2 separate regions of the Homo sapiens genome follow, and region 1 is linked to region 2. Evidence: read pairs that join two places in POLR2A ChIA-PET (ENCODE). Cell type or tissue: OCI-LY7. All regions are shown on one strand. Links, peaks and the distances in the headings refer to the core of each region. The heading gives the core; the rest is flanking DNA.

What was found. Peaks named below come from ENCODE experiments on the same cell type or tissue, not always from the same donor. Only the 100,000 strongest peaks of a DNase experiment are listed, where the experiment ranks them.
Region 1: POLR2A ChIA-PET joins it to region 2 with 10 read pairs; 4 of 35 experiments call an interaction of 5 or more read pairs at or near these places.

What each region holds. Positions count from the first base shown.
Region 1 is chr7:74,462,340-74,467,707 of GRCh38, forward strand. All of the region lies in intron 1 of GTF2IRD1 (GTF2I repeat domain containing 1), which reads left to right. Among named protein-coding and RNA genes, the nearest start is that of GTF2IRD1, 11 kb to the left of the region's middle. RefSeq lists an enhancer at 585-634. In OCI-LY7, for the core only: no CTCF peak of the experiment used is centred there; DNase peaks (open chromatin) are centred at 2,852, 4,222 and 4,742; H3K4me3 peaks cover 705 bases; H3K27ac peaks cover 893 bases.
Region 2 is chr7:74,280,444-74,285,811 of GRCh38, forward strand. It overlaps LOC107986742 (a long non-coding RNA gene), which reads right to left. Exons shown (of 2, transcript XR_001745024.2): 2 at 412-1,107. Among named protein-coding and RNA genes, the nearest start is that of CLIP2, 6.3 kb to the right of the region's middle. RefSeq lists enhancers at 2,225-2,855, 4,341-4,580 and a silencer at 2,376-2,670. In OCI-LY7, for the core only: no CTCF peak of the experiment used is centred there; no DNase peak of the experiment used is centred there.

The DNA of each region.
Region 1 (5,368 bases), core at 155-5,154, 180 kb after region 2:
TTGTTCATCCTTGTCTCTTGTCCTGACCCCAGCAACCACTGATCTGTCTTCTGTATATGGTTTTCCATTTGTACAATGTCACATAAATGGAATCCTACAGTCCACAGCCTCTGAATCTGGCTTCACACAGCATAATGCATTTACGGCATTGCTGGGTACACGGGTAGCTGGTCCCTTCTGGTCCCTGAGTAGTGTTCCATGGTGTGGATATGCCACATACCTCTAGCCACTCTCCTCTCTAGGGAAATCTAGCAAACCGGCTTGGCCGGCCCTGCATCAGCTCGGGACCCCCCAGAAGAAGGTGGTTCCTCTTTCTCATTTTCACAAAGGCACCATCTGGCTGGCGGGGGGCCTGTGGCCTGCACCCCATCACTACCCACCCCCCACATCAAGAGCTGACCCCAAGCCGGGGGAGCTGCTCATCTCCGCCCTCAGAGCTGGAATTTCATCTTCTGTTTCTGGTGACTCATACTGTGAGCCCCGCGATGAAATTACACCTGCCTGCCGCTGCCCTCCGGGCCTCTGGCCCCATGCGATCCTCCCGCCGCCATCCAGGTGGGCTCTGGAGTAATTGAGGCTATGGGGCCAGGACAGCTGGAGGTTGAGGGCGGTGCCAGGGAGGGGAGCTGTCTGTGCCCTGGGGTGTCTTGCCCATCATCTTATGTATCCCCACCCTGTGGGAGTCTGGGGTTCCTGGTGGTGCGTCTCTGGTCTTCACTCCTGCAGCTGTTTTGCTTGGGGTAGAAGTTTCATGTTTGCCTGAAATAAGAGCAGGACTTCTGAGGGTAGGGAAGGAAGGTGGTGAAGCCACTGTTGCAGGCAGGAGCAGGAGTTAGGATCAAACGGAACAGGGCTGGCCGAGTGATGTCACATCTCTGGGCTTTGGTTTGTTCATCTGTTCTTATTATTATTTTGAGACAGGGTCTCGTTCTGTCACCCAGGCTGGAGTGCAGTGGTGCAATCATAGCTTGCTGCAGTCTTGAACTCCTAGGCTCAAGTGATTCTCCCACTTCAGCCTCCTAAGTAGCTGGGCTTGGAGGCACTTGCCACTACACCCAGCTAATTTTTTTATTTTGTAGAGATGGGGGTCTCGCCATGTCGCCCAGGCTGGTCTTGAACTCCTGTGTTCAAGTGATCCCACAACCTCAGCTTCCCAAGTGCTGGGATTAGAGGGGTGAGCCACTGCGTCCTGCCTGTTCATCTTTAAGTGGGAGAACAGAACACTAGGTTTGCAGGGCTGTGAGACTCAGCTGAGGGTAATGTGAGTGTGTGGATTACCACAGAGCCCTGGAGGGCCCCAGGGGCCACCAAGGAGCGGGTGGTGGGGACATGTGAGGCTCAAGCCTCCTGTGCCCCTTTGGGCCAGAGTAGGACCACTGTTGTTTTTTGTTTTTTTTTTTTTGAGACAGAGTCTCACTCTGTCGCCCAGGCTGGAGTGCAGTGGCGTGATCACGGCTCACTACAACCTCCGCCTCCCGGGTTCAGTTGATTCTCCTGCCTCAGCTTCTCGAGTAGCTGGGATCACAGGTGCGTGCCACCACACCCGACTAATTTTTGTATTTTTAGTAGAGGCGGAGTTTCACCATGTTGTCCAGGCTGGTTTCGAACTCCTGACCTCAAATGATCCACCCATCTTGGCCTCCCAGAGTGCTGGAATTACAGGTGTGAGCCACCGCGCCCTGCCCTAGGACCACTTTTACCAGAGTTACCTGTTAGAGCTCTAAATACAGTTCTGGTTGCTAAATGTTTGGAATCCACTGCTGCCTGAGGTCAGCCCTGTGTGAACAGTGGCTATTCTGGTGAATGTTTTTGTGGCTAGAGCCTAGATTATGGTGGTTTACGGACTCCAGCCTGTCACTTGCCTGAGGCTGAGCCTCAGTTTGACCCTCTAGAAAATGGAACCACAGCAAGTACCTCCACAGGTTTGCCAGGTGGGCATGAATGAAGCAGGGGAGCCCAGCAAGAGTTTGTCAGTTTCCCATTGGCAAATCCATGAGTTTCCCAGGGCTCTCGGCTTCCTAAGGAGATGGAGCTTCCTGGGTGATCACATGTCTTGCGTGGGTGTCTTGAGAGATTTGGGGGGTTTTTACTTTGTTGTTTTTGTTGTTGTTATTTGTTTGTTTTTGAAACAGAGTCTCCTTCTGTCACCCAGGCTGGAGTGTAGTGGTGTGATCACGGCTCATGGCAGCCCCCCTCCTCCTGGGTTCAGGCACTTCTCCCGCCTCAGCCTCCCAAATAGCTGGGATTACAGGCACCTGCCACCACACCCGGCTAATTTTTGTGTTTTTAGTAGAGACGGGGTTTCGCCATGTTGGCCAGGCTGGTCTCGAACCCCTGACCTCGAGTGATCCACCTGCCTCAGCCTCCCAAAGTGCTGGGATTACAGACATGAGCACAAGCCACCGCGCCCAGCTGGTTTTTACTTTGTTATTTAATTTGTTATTTGTGAAATCGTTGTGGCCCCTCTCTAATGAAGGTTGCCCCAAGTACCTTTCCCCTGTACCCCACCCTTGCCTCCCACCCCTACCGGGTTCCCCAAAGTCCTCAAAGGCTGGACCCTGGGGCCAGCACTCGGTGGGTAGCCTGGAAAGAGGTTAGCCCTGTGCAGGAAGGAAGGCCCTTGGGTGCTCCTGGGTGGCTCCTTGCAGCAGACAAGACCCACCGCCCACCCACCTGGCTCCAGGGTGGTCCTGGCAGCTCCAAGGGGTCTTGTGACTCTCTCAGTCTGATGTTTCTCTCATGTTTATCCAGGAGCTGGTTTTTCAGGCATGGCCGCTTCTTGCAGTGAGGCCAGGTGGGGAGAGGCAGGGCTTTGGGGAAGGAGGTGGTTACCTCTGCTCCCAGGGCACACCCTGGCTGCCAGCTGTGGGTGCAGCCCTCTGGGCAGGTGGGCAAACCACATCCTCCCTCTTTGATCCTGGTCCACCTCCCCACCTGCCCCGGGCCACCAGCTCCCTGAGATATTCTCTTCTCAGCATATCCAAAGGAGAGATGCTCTTGGTGGCCCTGGGTCAGAGGCCAGGGCTCCCTCACTTCACAGCAGGGTGCAGTGGAACCATCAGGGTCTTTGAAGCCAGACACACCTAGGTTCAAATCCCAGCCTGACTGCTGAGCTGCTGTGTGACCACAGGCAAGTGACTGTACCTCTCTGAGCCTCATCTGAAAAAACAAGGATAGTTTTCTTATATAGTATTGCCAGGTTCTTGGGAAAATCAGTGTATTCAGTTGCGGGGAGCTAGCTGCCATCTCAGTGAAGAACACTTTGTCAGCTTGTCACGTGATGACCCCAGAAGCTGGCCCTGTGGGAGCCCCACTCCCCCAGACAGTGAACCTTGGACCCCATCATTCCAAGATCTGTTCTTATTTTCTGCCTGTCTGGGACACACCCCCTCTGTCCGTGGGGTGTGGGGTGTGGGGTGTGGCATGCCTCAATTTATTTATTTTTTTTGAGACAGAGTCTTCCTCTGTTGCCCAGGCTGGAGTGCAGTGGCAGGATCTCGGCTCACTGCAACCTCTACCTCCTGGGTTCAAGTGAGTCTCCTGCCTCAGCCTCCCGAGTAGCTGGGATCACGGGCGCCCGCCACCATGCCTGGCTAATTTTTTGTATTTTTAGTAGAGACAGGGTTTCACCATGTTGCCCAGGCTGGTCTTGAACTCCTGGCCTCAAGTGATCCACCCGCCTTGGCCTCCCAATGTGTTGGGATTATAGGCATGAGCCACTGCACCCGGACAGCATGCCTCGGTTTCTGCTTCTGCAAACTGGGAAAACCTCAAAGGTAGAACTGGTTGGTCCCCTTGGCCTGCCGACCCCTTAGCCCCTCAAGGTCACAGTCAGCCATCCCGCTTGTTAGAGGCCAGGCCCTGTTCTGGGGCGGGGGCTACCTGTGGCTGCTTAGGGGACGGGAGACAATGCCACTCCCAGGTGTGTTTGATGGCAGCCTGCAGAAGTGGCTTTCTGCATGGCCCTGGAGGACGGTGATTTGGACAGAAGCGTAGGGCCAGAGACAGGACGTGACGGTGGGGCTGCTGCATTGGCTCCAGGTAAAGATCTGTATCTGATGGCCTCACTCCCAGGCAGCTCAGGGGTTCCCGTGGCTCCTGGAAAAGCTACAGACTAGGCATGGCCAGGCCCTGCCTGTGTCTCTCTGTGCCAGCCACGATGAGCCTCATCGTTTCTAAAACGTACTGTGCTCCGTCTCGCTTCCTGGAACGCTGCTGCCTCTCCCCTAGAGCGTGCGTAATGCTCCCCGGCTGTGTCCCTGGGCTGATTTCTCGTTGCAGGTCTCAGCTGGGTTGTCACTCCTCTCTGCAAAGCTTCCCTGACCTCATCTCCCTCTCCAGGTCACGTTAGGTGCCTCTTGTCTGTGTCCCCAGCCACAGCCCGCATCACAAACAAGACTATAATTGCCCTCGTGCTTGTCTGTCACCTTCACAGACAGAGTGTGACTTCCAGTGGGTCACGGCCCCATCATCATGTTGTCCTCCGCATCCCTGACCTTAGCACCCTGCCTGTTGCGGAGTGGGCATCCTGTGCAACCTTGTCAAGTGAATTAGAAGCAAGCTCGGGGTGGGGGCCCATGAAGGGTGGGGGCCTCCTCCACCCTTTTTCTTTCTTTTTTTTTTTTTTTGGAGACAGGGTCTCGCTCCATTGCCCAGGCTGGAGTGCAGTGGCATGATCTCGGCTCACTGCAACCTCCGCCTCATGGGTTAAAGCAATTCTGCCTTAGCCCTCCCCAGTAGCTGGGACCACATGCACCTGCCAACACACCCGGCTAGTTTTTGTATTTTTAGTAGAGATGGGGTTTCATCATGTTGGCCAGGCTGGTCTCAAACTCCTGACCTCAAGTGATCCACCCGCCTCAGCCTCCCAAAATGCTGGGATTACAGGGGTGAGCCCCCATGCCCGGCCCCTCTCCATCCTTCAATCCCAGCTCTCGTTGGCGCTCCTCTACCCATCCCAGGAGCTGCTTCTGCCGGCCTGGCTGTGGCGTTCAGAGGCATCTGGAGGGCAGTGGCGATGGCAGTGGGGGCAGCTTGTCTCTCTGAGCCGAGTACAGCCCAATTTGGAGCGTTTCCCTCCAGGAAAGGCAGCTGATGTGTGCAGACAGCACAAGTGTGGAGTGCCAGAACAGTTAATCCTCTGGGCTATTTATTTATTTATTTATTTTGTTTTGTTGTTGAGATAGAGTCTTGCTCTGTCGCCCAGGCTGGAGTGCAGTGGCGTGATCTTGGCTCACTGCAACCTCCACCTCCCAGGTTCAAGCGATTTGCCTGCCTCAGCTTCCCGAGTAGCTGGGATTACAGGCATGCACTACCACACCTAGCTAATTTTTGTATTTTATTTTGTATTTAATTTTTTATTTTTATT
Region 2 (5,368 bases), core at 302-5,301:
GCCAACATGGTGAAACCCTGTCTCTACTGCAAATACAAAAATTAGCTGGGCGTGGTGGCATGTGCCCATAATCCCAGCTACTCGGGAGGCTGAGGCAGGAGAATCGCTTGACCTGGGAGGCAGAGGTTGCAGTGAGCTGAGATCGCGCCACTGAACTCCAGCCTGGGCGACAGAGTGAGACTCCCTCTCAAACAAACAAACAAACAAAGTGTTTAGATTACAGGTGTGAGCCACTGCACCCAGCCTCCTCCTCCTCTCTCTCTCTCTTTTTTTTTTTTTTTTCTGAGACAAGGTCTCTCTCTGTTGCCCAGTCTGGAGTGTGATCATAGCTCATTGCAGCCTTGACCTCCTGGGCTCAAGCAATCCTCCCACCTCACCCTCCTGAATAGCGGGTACTGCAGGCATGCACCATCACACTCAGCTAATTTTTTAATTTTTTTAGAGATGGGGTCTCACTGTGTTGCCTAGGCTGGTCTCAAACTCCAGGCCTCGAGTGATCCTCTCACCTCGACCTCCCAAAGTACTGGGATTACAGGTGTGAGTCGCCGCATCCGGCTGGAGCCCAAGTCTTCTGACCTTCTGGTTGGCCTTATAAAAGGCCCATCTCCTATGTTCTCTTCTCAGCCTGCATTTGAGGTCCTGACATCAGGCTACTGGGAGCTGACGCAGGACCTTAGGCTGATGTCAACATTCCTTCATGCATCCAGTGGCACACAAGGGTGGCCTGGACAGATGGATCATGCCCTTGGTGTGCTCACAGTCTGGGGGTGGGGCGATTCCCAAAGGGTTAGAATTACTCCAGGAACCTCAGTTTGCAACGTCGGCTGTGAGTCCAGAGTTGCAAACAGGTCAATGAGCGAGCAGAAAGGACTCTGAGGTCTGAGGCCACATGCTGGTGTTCCTCCCTGCCCAGGGCACCAGCCCAGTGACCCTGCAGGGAGGGTGGAGGGGAAGCCCTAATGAAAGAGAAAAAAAAGCAGCAGCAGCACATGACAGGGAAACTGAGTCACGGAGCAGGCCCCAGGAGGGTTTGTGTAGAAGCTGCCTTCAGCTCCAGGGTAGAGGGGGACAGGCGCCGGCTCACTGATGACATTCACGGACATCCTCCTGCCAAAGACACAAAAACTTCATTTTGGCCATTTCCTCCTCTCTTCCTTGCTAAATCTTATTATTATTATTATTATTTTTGAGATGAGGTCTTGCTCTGTCACCCAGGCTGAAGTACAATGGCACAATCATGGCTTACTGCAGCCTCAACCTCCTGGCTCAAGCAATCCTCCTGTCTCAGTCTCCTGAGTAGCTGGGACTGCAGGTGGACACCATCACACCCGGCTAATTTTCTTATTTTTTTTTTTTTTTTTTTTTTTTGAGACGGAGTCTCGCTCTGTCGCCCAGGCTGGAGTGCAGTGGTGGGATCTCGGCTCACTGCAAGCTCCGCCTCCCGGGTTCATGCCATTCTCCTGCCTCAGCCTCCCAAGTAGCTGGGACCACAGGCGCCCGCCACTACGCCCGGCTAATTTTTTTGTATTTTTAGTAGAGACGGGGTTTCACCGTTTTAGCCGGGATGGTCTCGATCTCCTGACCTCGTGATCCGCCCGCCTCGGCCTCCCAAAGTGCTGGGATTACAGGCGTGAGCCACCGCGCCCGGCCTAATTTTCTTATTTTTTGGTAGACATGGGGTCTTGCTATGTCGCCCAGGCTGATCTTGAACTCCCGGGCTCAAGCGGTCCTCCTGCCTCAGCCTCCCAAAGTGCTGGGATTACAGGTGTGCACCATTGCGCCTGGCCCTTGCTAAATCTTTTATCAGAGCTGATCGCTCTGGACTAAGATTGTGGCGTCTTCTTCTTCTTGCCCAATCAACATGAAAAGGCAAGTGTGAAATGCTTTGTACAGAAACAGTCCCTCTGCCCTGCACTACCTGACAGGTGTCCCCCTTCTTTTTTTTTTTTTTTTTTTTGAGCTGGAGTTTTGCTCTTATTGCCCAGGCTGGAGTGCAATGGTGTAATCTTGGTTCACTGCAGCCTCCGCCGCCCGGGTTCAAGCAATTCTCTTGCCTCAGCCTCCTGAGTAGCTGGGATTACAGGCACCCACCACCACACCCAGGTACTTTTTAATTTTATTTTTTATTTTTATTTTTTGAGGCGGAGTCTCGCTCTGTCTCCCAGGCTGAAGTGCAGTGGCACGATCTCGGCTCACTGCAAGCTCTGCCTCCCGGGTTCATGCCATTCTCCTGCCTTAGCCTCCCTAGCAGCTGGGACTACAGGTGCCCGCCACCACACCTGGGTAATTTTTGCATTTTTAGTAAAGATGGGGTTTTGCCATGTTGGCCAGGCTGGTCTCAAACTCCTGACCTCAGGTGATCTGCCCACCTCGGCCTCCCAAAGTGCTGGGATTATAGGTGGGAGCCACTCACCCGGCTTAACATTCCTTTAGGGACACAAAAGAATGTCGATTTTCACAGTGGGACAGCAGGCTTGGACAAACAAGCATGCCCTTGTCCCTGGCCCTGTGAAGCTTGGCTAATTACCCCCTGCCAGGACACTGGGAGCTTTCGGAGGCAGACAGCTGAGGTCCGCCTTGCACCTCAAGTGCAGGCAGCAAAACCCTCGTCCCGACATCAGAGGCGTCGGGGCTAGGGTCCCTCCTGTTGCTGGGAGGAGATGGAAACCCAGAGTGTGGGGATCCCGTTCTCAATGACTTGCTTTTTCTCAGCTCACACCTAAGGTCCAGACCATCTCCTCCCATCTGTCACCATGCAGTCCCCGTATGGCCTAGGGAACCAGGCTTCAGGTCTAAAATTCGTCTCTCCACTGCCTAGAACCCTCCAGGGCTCCCCATTGCCCTTAGGAAAAAGCCCAGTTTTACAGCCCTGCCATACAAGGCCCTCCCTGACTGAGTCCTGCCACTCCTCTGCCCTCATCTTGGTCCCCATTCCCTGGCCACTTGAGCTCTTCAAGGTTCTTCCCACCGTCAGCCTCCGCCTGCCACATCCATCCTTCAAGACACACCTAGGCTGTCACCTCCTCCGGAAAGCTGCCCTTAAGCCCCACACTTAAAGAATTAAATGTTTGTGGCCCAGGCCAGGTGTAATGGCTCACACCCGTAATCCCAGCACTTTGGGAGGTCAAGGCGGGTGGATCACCTGAGGTAGGGAGTTCAAGATCAGCTTGGCCAACATGGCGAAATCTCGTCTCTACCAAAAACACAAAAATTAGCCAGGCGTGGTGGCAGGTGCCTGTAATCCCAGCTACTCAGGAGGCTGAGGCAGGAGAATTGCTTGAACCCAGGAGGCGAAAGTTGCAGCAAGCCAAGATTGTGCCACTGCACTCCAGCCTGGGTGACAGCGAGACTCCATCTCAAAAAAAAAAAAAAAAAAGTATCAGAAGGATGCAAAAGAACCCAGAAGAGATGCCCCCTTAGACCTGGCCTGAGAGAGAAAGTGTGGTTTTGCAGAGGAGTCCTGGGAGCAGCCCTGCAGGAATCAGGGGAGAAAGAGCCCAGCCTGGTCCAGGGCAGTGTCCCCGGGCAGATGGCTCCTGGAAACTCGGAATAAACAAGCTTCAGTGCGTGTCACTGCCTTGGGCCGGGTGACATAACGCACAGATGTGCAACCATAGGACTCAGGGACTGCGGGGCTAAGTGAGTAATAGCAGCTGTGGAGGACGGTCTTGAGGCTGGAAACTGACAGACTGCAGAGGGGCCCTTAGCCAGCACCTTTAGAGACTTCCCCCAGCAGGAGGAAGTTGGGAGTGTTTTCCCTAAGTGAGGAGCGGTGGTGCGTGCCTGTAATCCCAGCTACTTGGGAGGCTGAGGCATGGAGGATTGCTTTAGCCCAGGAGTTCAAGACCAGCCTGGGCAACATAGCAAGACCCTATATCAAAACATAAATAAAGCTTTTTAAAATTTTTGCTGGCCTTTGCTGGCCCACTTCTCTTGCAATAACAAGGTCTGAATAAGCAGGCTTTGCTTGTTCTCTTTGGGGTGGTCTTCATTTATCAACACAATCCATGCGAAGTTTTTTTGTTTTTGTTTTTGTTTTGAGACAGAGTTTCTCTCTTGTTGCCCAGGCTGGAGTGCAATGGTGTGATCTCGGCTCACTGCAACCTCCGCCTCCTGGGTTCAAGCGGTTCTCCTGCCTCAGCCTCCCAATTACCTGGGATTACAGGCATGAGCCACCACACCCGGCTAAGTTTGTATTTTTAGTAGAGAAGGGGTTTCTCCATGTTGGTCAGTCTGGTCTCGAACTCCCAACCTCAGGTGATCTGCCAGCCTCCACCTCCCAAAGTGCTGTGATTACAGGCGTGAGCCACAACACCCGGCCTCATGCAGTTTTAAGCTTAAGCTTCTCTCGTAACAATCCTCAGCCATGTCAGCTTTCCTTCACACAGCAGGGGAGGCCTTGTTATCTTCCCTTGGGAAATCCGGGGAGGCTGCATAGAAAAAGCCCCCATGCATCTTGGAAACCCCCAACGAGGGGAAGTCCCCCTATCACCTGGCAGCAGAGAGCTACTATGGCCTTCCTTTACCACTGGGCTGTTTCCACTAGCACTGTACCAAGCCAGAGGGAAGTACCGGAGCTTCCTCCAAGACCGATATACCCCAAGGTGGGGAGAACTGGATAAAGGCAAAGTCCATGCAGTTGAAAGTAAGGGTGTGGCCACCGGCGTGATAGCCTTAGCTGGTATCTCCGTGGTGATGCAATTCCCAGCCTGTGCCACCTGCCACCCTGTGCAGCCTCTGCTCTGCTAGGCAGAAAGGTCACAGCAACATCCAATCATTTCAGCAGAAGCGGTTTGGGTTTAAGTTTCTTTTATTAGTCCCCAAAGCAGCACATGCCTGTTGCAGAAAAATTCAGAAAAGGGAAGAAAAAAGTCCCACGGATTCCCCCCACCCAAAGCCCACCACAGTTACCAGTTTTTTTGAGACAAGGTCTCACTTTTTCACCGAGGCTGGACTGTAGTGGTACGATCTTGGCTCACTACAACCTCCGCCTCCCGGGTTCAAGCGATTCTCCTGCATCAGCCTCCTGAGTAGCTGGGATTACGGGCATGTGCCACCATGCCTGGCTAGCTTTTTGTGTTTTTAGTAGAGACAGGGTTTCATCATGTTGCCCAGGCTGGTCTCCAACTCTGGGGCTCAGGCAATCCTCCTGCCTTGGCCTCCCAAAGTGCTGGGATTACAGGCATGAGCCACCACAACTGGCCCACAATTTTAAAAATAAAATAAAATAAAATGGGATCTTGCTCTGTTGCCCAGGCTGGAGTGCAATGGTATGATCATAACTCACTATAGCCTCCAACTCGTGGGCTCAAGTGATCCTCCCACCTCAGTCTCCCCACTCGCTGGGATGACAGGCATGAGGCACTAA